Linked DNA regions of Homo sapiens: region 1 is linked to region 2. Evidence: read pairs that join two places in POLR2A ChIA-PET (ENCODE). Cell type or tissue: OCI-LY7. All regions are shown on one strand. Each heading gives the region's core, and the rest is flanking DNA. Links, peaks and the distances in the headings are about the cores only. Region 1 overlaps CNOT4 (CCR4-NOT transcription complex subunit 4). Region 2 holds the start of STRA8 (stimulated by retinoic acid 8).

Region 1 (4,396 bases), core at 323-4,322, 270 kb after region 2:
TTTTTATTTTTTTTGAGACGGAGTCTCGCTCTGTCGCCCAGGCTGGAGTGCAGTGGCGGGATCTCGGCTCACTGCAAGCTCCGCCTCCCGGGTTCACGCCATTCTCCTGCCTCAGCCTCCCAAGTAGCTGGGACTACAGGCGCCCGCCACTACGCCCGGCTAATTTTTTGTATTTTTAGTAGAGACGGGGTTTCACCGTTTTAGCCGGGATGGTCTCGATCTCCTGATCTCGTGATCCGCCCGCCTCGGCCTCCCAAAGTGCTGGGATTACAGGCGTGAGCCACCGCGCCCGGCCCATCCGGCTAATTTTTGTATTTTTAGTAGAGATGGGGTTTCACCATGTTGGCCAGGCTGGTCTCGAACTCCTGACCTCGTGATCTGCCCACCTCGGCCTCCCAAAGTGCTGGGATTACAGGCGTGAGCCACCGTGCCCGGTCACATCTACTATTTTTAAGGGAAAGCATTTTATTCTTCTAATTACACTGCTTTTTTGCCTTGACCTTTTTTCCAAACTGGTTTTAGGCATATCCACAAGCCAATTTTGATTATTTTGATTTCAAATTCTACTCCATAATTGCTTTAAAACTCAAGAGGTGAGATTTTAGTAGCCATACTTTAAAAAAGTTGTTTTTGAACAGTTATCTGACATACACACCTATACAAATAGCAAGACTTATCCTAATAGCAATACATCATCTGCCCATCACCCAAAGCAATTAAAGCTTAAAACAGGACAACTCTCCTGTATAAACAGAGTTTAATAATAAAGAAGCCGTACTTGAGGCCGGGCACAGTGGCTCACACCTGTAATCCCAGCACTTTGGGAGGCTAAGGCGGGCAGATCACGAGGTCAGCAGTTCGAGAACAGCTGGTCAACATGGTGAAACCCCATCTCTACTAAAAATACAAAAATTAGCTGAGTGTGGTGGCGGACATCTGTAATCCCAGCTACTCGGGAGGCTGAGGCAGGAGGATTGCTTGAACCTGGGAAGCAGAGGCTTCAGTGAGCCGAGATCGTGCAGCTACACTCCAGCCTGGGTGACAGAGCGAGACTCCGTCTTGGGGAGTAGCGGGGAGAAAAAAAGCCATACTCACAAATAAACCTGTTAAGATGAAAAATAAACTCATACTCAAACTGTGTTATACCATCCTTAAAGTTAGGTTTTCCTACCAAGTAAAAGTAATCATCTTCTTTTTAGTAGCTTATAATTTCTCTTTTCTGATAAAAAGAAAAATATGCTGCTAAAATCTAAGTACTAAAATCTAAGGAGACAAAATAGTGGTGAAATTTTTTATAAACTTTGTAATTAAATAATAAAGAATCGTATCATAAAAAAGAAATGTGTCACAGAACCAGTTAGATTCTATTATAGTAGAAAAAGTTGACATTTACCACATAATCTTTTCTAATAAAGAAGTCCACATAACAAGATTAAAAACAATTGTGAAGTTCTTTTAGAAAACCAATAAATGCATGATTAAAAAGTCCCACATATCTTCTTTCCTTGCATCACAAAAATAACTGGGTAAATTATGCTAGCTTTTAAATTTGAGTACTCTCAACTTTTGAGGAAAATATGTATATACTACAATCTTTAAAATATTGAGGATATTGTCATCTTTTATTCAGGAATGGATATTTGCAGATTTTTCCTAATATCTTTGAGGTAACATAAAATATTATAAAATCTCAGAATGTGTTAAACAAGTTTTATCCAATACATGCTATTCCAGTGGGATAAAAACCATTTACAAGTTCCATTTAGATTAAGAAATCCTTTGAGAAAATTATGTAGTACATTCTAGTTATACTGTTTCTAGAACAGCAAAAATCTCTATAACCTATTTCCCTACTGTTTTCTTCAGAACCAAATGAGCTGAATGTAACTTCCTTCACAAAGAGTCAAGACAGTATTATAGTTACTGTAAGAGAGCTAACTAACTGAATTTTCACCAGAGGCTGAAGTTTTCACAAATTAAAACCATTTTACTTAAATGATCTATAAAAATAATAACACTAAGTTTAAACATATTTAATTGAGTACTATTTGCAGTCACATTAGAAAATTTAATTTTAGGCCTGGCATGGTGGCTCACGTCTGTAATCCCAACCCTTTGGGAGGCCAAGGTGGGCGGATCACGAGGTCAGGAGTTCAAGACCAGCCTGACCAACATGGTGAAACCCCGTCTCCACTAAAAATACAAAACTTAGCCGGGCATGGTGGCACACGCCTGTAATCCCAGCTACTCAAGAGACTGAGGCAGGAGAATCGCTTGAACCTGGGAGGCAGAGGTTGCAGTGAGCCAAGATCGCACCACTGCACTCCAGCCTGAGTGACAGAGCGAGACTGTCTCAAAAAAAAAAAGAAAAGAAAAGAAAAAGAAAGAAAAGAAAATTTAATATTTTTCTCATACAAAACAACAAAAAGATAAATTTATTAAACTGAAGAATATGGATTCCTTTTAAAGCCAAGATTAGGGAGGTGAAAAAAGGGAAGATTTCTAAATCCAAACTGCTTAAACTGATAAGATATTTTTTCATTCCTTTAAAGCACACAAAATCATTTTTAAAATAAGACTCCCCTAAAGCTAGGAGTTCATCCACTGGCAACACCCTTTCTTTAACAAATGAGTTGCAAGTTATCGCTAGTACTCCCATTTAGACTCAAGTTGAAGGGCATTACAAAAACAATTTTATTTTTCTGCACTTTGTCATTTGATTATAACTGTCTCATCCTAATTTTATAATAGGCCAACTTTAAGCGATTCATGTTCAAAACCTTCTTACAGAAATAATCTATTGATCTCAAGAATTCAACTACTCAACCTGGCAGAAAGTATTCCAAATTATCAAAAGAAACCATGAAAATATGAAGCTTCAGTGTTCATAACGTTAGATCAAAAAACTAAAACCAAGCAAAACTATTTAGAAATCTCAGCTCCCTATTTCCTATCAAAATGTTAAAGAACTTTAGATATCTTCTTTAAACGTACTAAAGATACAAAAGTAAATTCCTTTTGACTTCAGAGGGCTGAAATGAAGAATTCAGTAACTGCGGGCAAAAATTATGGAGGGGAAAGAATTACTTGAGAAAATATTTCGTGAGACAAATACCTTTTTTTAAAAAAAAAGATGTATTAAAATCACTTACTCCCTTCTACCAGACAAACAATCCTCTCCTAGAACTCACTGCTTACAATTCAGCCAAGTATGACTGCCAAGAGTTTCTAAACCTGTGTTAGGATTTTTAAAAGTGGAAAGCTTCTCCACCAGTGTATTACAACAAAAAGTATATTTTTTAGAGTTAAAGATCAACTATTAAATACACTCCTACTGATAAACTAAATGTAAGTGATTAAAAAAAACCCAAAACTCAACTTGTAACTTAGCACAAAGTTTGCTATATAAATTGCTTGCAGTTCTAAGAGTAGGTATTTATTTGGTCCCCCAAATTGGGGCTTAAGTGGCTGAAAGAAAAAAGTTTTATAAACAGCTTTTCTAACCTTAGTTTACATTTGGTAAAACAGACCATTTATCACAATCAAGTGAACATAATGCCAAATGTTAAGATTCCAAATTTTACAGGTAAAATTTGTAAAAATTACAATAACCCAGTAATGGACTGCCACATGAGACTGTCACTGATTTTAAACATTTTTACATATATCTTAAGAATACAATGTCATGTAAGTCATGTTTAAACTTGGGATGTATGTATTTGAACTATGTAATCTTGGTTGCTTTTCTGGTAATTCTTTATCTCACAGTGGTCTGATTATAGCCAGGGCTGCTTCTTCCCATTTTACCATTAGTCAGTACATCTTAATTTTGCTTTCACCAAAACATGGACATCATAAGCCACCTCTTGCTTCCAGTTTTCTGCTTTTTACTGTAGATAACAATGACAGTGAGTTCCACCAAATGCATGTATGTGCACAGCTTTGTCATTCTTTTCCCAGCCCCCTTCTTTTCTATGAGAAAAATACGAGGAACTTAGGTTTATATAAAAATGTCGATTTTTCTTTTGCATACATAACTAATGGATTTTCAAGACAAGACAATTTATTCTGATAACTATCATCCTAGAAATGTCAAGAGAACTTCCCAAATCCAAAAATAAGAAGAAAATCTGATATTAACTGGAGAGGAAATTTCCACTCAAATCATAAATAAAATGTCATCAATTAAGCTGAACATCAATAAAACTCAGTCAAAAATCAAGCCTCAATACAGAACCCACACATAACCCACATGTAATCAAAATATCACTTATATTTGCTAGCGGAGTTCACAGATGAATTCTGTATGTGCGCCAGATTTATCTTATTTTGTAATGCTGGGGTTAATATTTATTGGTATAAATCAGGGCCCACACTAAGTGTCCTGGGGAGAGGC
Region 2 (4,396 bases), core at 275-4,274:
AACCACTGAGAAGCTAACACAAAGAATGTACTTTTATTCACAAGTTTCAACCTTCTTTATCAGTATTTCTACAGCTCTTTCTACATTTTGAAGCACTTTCACTTATACATTAAACCCTTAAAATAGAAACTCCAAAAGCAGTCCCTTGGAAGTTGCTGCTGAGTTGTGATGACAGTATGAGTCTTTGGGAATTTTCACTATGGAGGTCTGGGGAGGGTGGGGACTCTCACCCTGGGACATGTCTTGATGGGGTCATACATCTGCCCTCCTATAGCAGGAAGTGCCCAGCCATACTGACCCAGCAATGCTCCCCATAAAGGAGTTTACTGTATCTGCAGGGTCCCTTGGAAGCCAATGTCTAGCCCCATGCAAAGGACACGGTGAGCAAAAGCCTATCTAGGATTGTGTCTCAGGCTCATCTTGGCAGAAGTGCTGGGAGCCCCTGACTGCAGTCAGAGAGTGCATCCCTCCATTGTGTCTCTGCCTTTTTCATTCTTTCCTGGGAGCCACCATCTGCAGACCTCAGCTCAAAGCTGAGGGTTTTTTGTTCTAAAAGTTACAAAATCTTGCATATATCTCTCTGTCCTAAGGTAGTTGATATTTAAGGGACCAAATGCCCCCCAAGGGGGCATGGAGTGCAGAGGACCAGAGAGAAGATCTTGAGCAAGTCCCTGGCCCTCTCTGAGCCTGGGGAGAAGACTCTTCACAGAGTTGTCCCTGAGGATGCTGAGCACAGTAAAGTCTCAGTATAGGATCCATCACTCTCATTTTAATTGGGGGATAAAAAGATAATACAGCCTGAAGTCCCGGCCTTTTATTTCATGAAATGGATGGACACTAACAAGGAGAATAAATTCAGAGGGTTATTCCTTCTACCAGAAAGTTAGGCCAAGGGGCGCAAAAAGGGGTGGCCATCCCGAGTTGGTATGAATGCAGGGATCTTGGAAGGCTTCCTGGGTGTTGAGCTGGATCTGCAAGGAGGGCATGTTCTCCAACTGGGAGAGAAGGAGAATATTTCCCGGCAGGATCTCTGCTGGGGTGGAGTATTTCAAGACAGGATCTATGCCACTGTGCTGGAGGAATTTCAGGGCAGAATCTATGTTGCTGGAGGAATATTTCAGAGAAGGATCTATGTTATTGTAGGGGGAGGGCATTTCTGGACAGGATCTATGTTCCTGTGGTGGGGAGGGAGTGTATTTTAGGGCAAAAGTTTTGCTACTGGGAGGAAGGGGTCAAGGTCAGAGGGTGGTGGTGTGTGTGGGTGTTACCAGGGATAACTCTTCATATCCAGAGCTAGTGAGAGGCCACCAGGAGGCCCCCAGTGTTCATGGCAGAGCCTTCTGCCTTGCAGCTATGGGGAAGATTGATGTGGACAAGATCCTCTTTTTCAATCAAGAAATCAGGCTGTGGCAGGTAAATAAGCTTCTTAGTAACTTTCCCCCCAGGACTACATTTTTTCTGGGTGCACATCTGCTTGTGTGTGTGGCAGTGGTTGGGGCGGGAGGTGGGGTGACTACATGAAAGGTTGAGGCAGGTCAGAGGTCAGTTTCCAAACCACTCTGTGTCATCTTGGTGCGAGGATAAGGCTCCCCAAGACAGAGCTTCACAAACCCCTAGGTCCCCAGCAACACGGCAGGTAGGGCTGGTGGTGGGAGGTTGGTGGTGGGAGGTGTGGGCAGGCCCAGGAGAGAAAAGTCAGGGAGTGGGGGTGGAGTGGGGTGGTGACAATTTCCTTAAAGCCCTGAGCGACCCTAGGTCAAGGGCTGCGTGACAGCCAGAAATGGGGCAGCGACCCAAGCAGAATTTTGGAGTGAAATGAACATTTTAAATTTTCCTAGAAAGGCCTGTCTCTACAAAAAAATTAAAAATTAGCATGGTGTGGTGGTGCGGGGCTGTAGTCCCGGCTACTCAGGAGGCTGAGGCAGGAGAATCGCTTGAGCCCGGGAATTCGAGGCTGCAGTGCACTCCAACCTGGGCGACAGAACGAGAACCTGTCTCAGGAAAAAAAAAATGCTAGAAGGGGAGAATGAGAATTGACCCTTACTGGAAGGTTTTTCTGTTTTTATGTGACGGTTTCTTTATATGTGGGACATCATCTCACTGACGTCAAACTTCATGAGTGTCTAAGCCTCCCAGGTACCCTACTGCGTGCTTTCCGTAGCGGCTCGTTGATAGTCCTCTCAGTCCCTGCGAGGTGGATTCTAATCCAGAATCCCCTGCTACGCCTGCTAAGCCTGTGACCCCTGTTTCACCCCTGCCTCAGGAGTGAAGGAGCTCACCCATCAGATGGCAGCAAGGGGGCGCCTGGGCGGAGCCATGCTTCTTGCACCGTGCACTGGCCCTGAGCCGGGCACTTCAAGGGGCTTTGTCCTGCATCTGCTACCAAATGTGTAGGGCCTCGCTAGTACCCCCACCAGTGTCAACCAGATATAGTGGGATCATGAGCATCACGAAATATTGCAGGATATAAGCATACAAGCAAAAAGAAGCCTAAACGAGAGTACATCTATATTTGGGAAGGAAAAATGAATTTTTTTTCCAAACTGAAAGAATACCTACTTCCTACTACCCAGAGTGAACCCCTTTTCTCTCTTATTCTTGATATTTTAATCTGAGCTATTAAAGGTCCCTTCTCTCCACCCCATTTTCTCCCCCCATCCTCTATTTCTTCCTGCCTTATTTAAAATGCTATTTCCCTTTCTCCCTTTTATGCGTTTATTTCCTTCATGCCGTTTTCTCATGTTTTCGCTTGAGGCAGCGAGCCTGGTATTTTGATTCCTTTATCTAAGGGGTTTTCCGTAACCCTCAGGACAACCCTGTAAGCTGGTGGCATTGCCCCATTTGAGAGATGAGAAAACTGGGGCCCAGTGCCAGGTGAGTGGAACCAGCTGGAGGGCATCTACTTAGTCCTCTGAGGACACATGAAGGCTGTGTGGAGCCCCCGAGCTGATTACTGACGCGAGGGTCCCCTCCCTGACCCCTCGCGACCCTGCGAGGTGAGTCAGCCCCGCCCCTCCCTCTTCTCTCTCCTCCCTTTTCTGTCGCCTTCGGACAACTTGTAACACTGTTTCTTCCACTGCCCACACGCCCATTGGCCCGTCACCACGCATCCCCATTGGCTGTGGCGGCCAGGGACAGGGCCGCGATTGGTCCCCACCCCTGTAACGAGGTGCCAGGTCTGTTTTCTGACCCAGACAGGAACCGCGATCCCCACTCCGGCGCACGAAGCCGGGTGACTGCTGTCCCGGGAGTGGGGACGTCGCGTGCACCGTTGGCGAGTAAGTATCCTTTGAACGCTCCTCTCCAGAAAGGTGCCCTTGGGCATATGAGTGTTTGTGTAGACTTGAAAGAATTCAGTGCAGCGGAGCCTAACAGGTGAACTTTTAGCGCGGGGTTCACAGGAGCCTTTTGTATCCGTCACTGTGGCTACCTACATTTTTGAGAGTGATTCTGGATGATGATGATGATGATGATGATGATTATTATTATTATCATTTTGAGACGGAGTTTCGCTCTTGTCACCCAGGCTGGAGTGCAATGGCGAGATCTCAGCTCACTGCAACCTCCGCCTCCCGGGTTCAAGCGATTCTCCTGCCTCAGCTTCCCGAGTAGCTGGAACTACAGGTGTGGGCCACCACGCCCGGCTAATTGTTTGTATTTCTAGTAGAGACAGGGGTTTCACCGTGTTGGCTGGGCTGGTCTCGAACTCCTGACCTCAGGTGATCCGTCCACCTCGGCTTCCCAAAGTGTGGGATTACAGGCAGGAGCCACGGCACCCAGCCAATTCTGGATTATTTTTACATAATTTGATATAGATAGAAAATCAAAGGAAGCTGTCTGTGGGTTGTAGTACATTATGCAGTGTATTATACTGTCTGGGGCTTGCTAATGAGAATGGATCACACTCAAATATTTTGTGGACTGATGCTTAAAAATGAACATTTCTCTGAAATTTGGAGAAGGTGAGGGCATTTTTTTTAAAGTTTAGTCTAGGGAGTTTTTTAAACGTCAGCTCTGAGTGGATATTAAAAAGTGTTTTAATAGGAAAATATGTGGTAATGAAAGTATGCTCTGCTTTATAGAGGACAATTAATAAAAATATGTCATGTGACAGTGTTAATCCTCACAAAATGCCCTTTTAGAAGAAGGTATCAACGAAGCTGCCTCCTAACTTTGTTAGACTGAAAGGTTATGTTTGGCAAGCTGATCTCATGAACAAGGTCGAACACAGCAATAAGTTTTGGTTTTCTTTGTTCACTTGTTTGCTTTTAGACAGAATCTCACTCTGTCACCCAGACTGGAGTGCAGTAGCATGATCTCAGCTCACTGCAACCTCTGCTTCCTAGGCTCAAGTGATCCTCCCAACTCAGCCTCCTGGGTGGCTGGGACTACAGGC

The links. Peaks named below come from ENCODE experiments on the same cell type or tissue, not always from the same donor. Only the 100,000 strongest peaks of a DNase experiment are listed, where the experiment ranks them.
Region 1: POLR2A ChIA-PET joins it to region 2 with 5 read pairs; 1 of 35 experiments calls an interaction of 5 or more read pairs at or near these places.

The regions. Positions count from the first base shown.
Region 1 is chr7:135,504,491-135,508,886 of GRCh38, forward strand. All of the region lies in intron 1 of CNOT4 (CCR4-NOT transcription complex subunit 4), which reads right to left. Among named protein-coding and RNA genes, the nearest start is that of CNOT4, 3.4 kb to the right of the region's middle. In OCI-LY7, for the core only: no CTCF peak of the experiment used is centred there; no DNase peak of the experiment used is centred there; H3K4me3 peaks cover 1,686 bases; H3K27ac peaks cover 11 bases.
Region 2 is chr7:135,230,626-135,235,021 of GRCh38, forward strand. STRA8 (stimulated by retinoic acid 8) reads left to right here and starts at 3,213. Exons shown (of 9, transcript NM_001394401.1): 1 at 3,213-3,278. In OCI-LY7, for the core only: a CTCF peak has its summit at 2,291 (motif pointing right); a DNase peak (open chromatin) is centred at 2,306.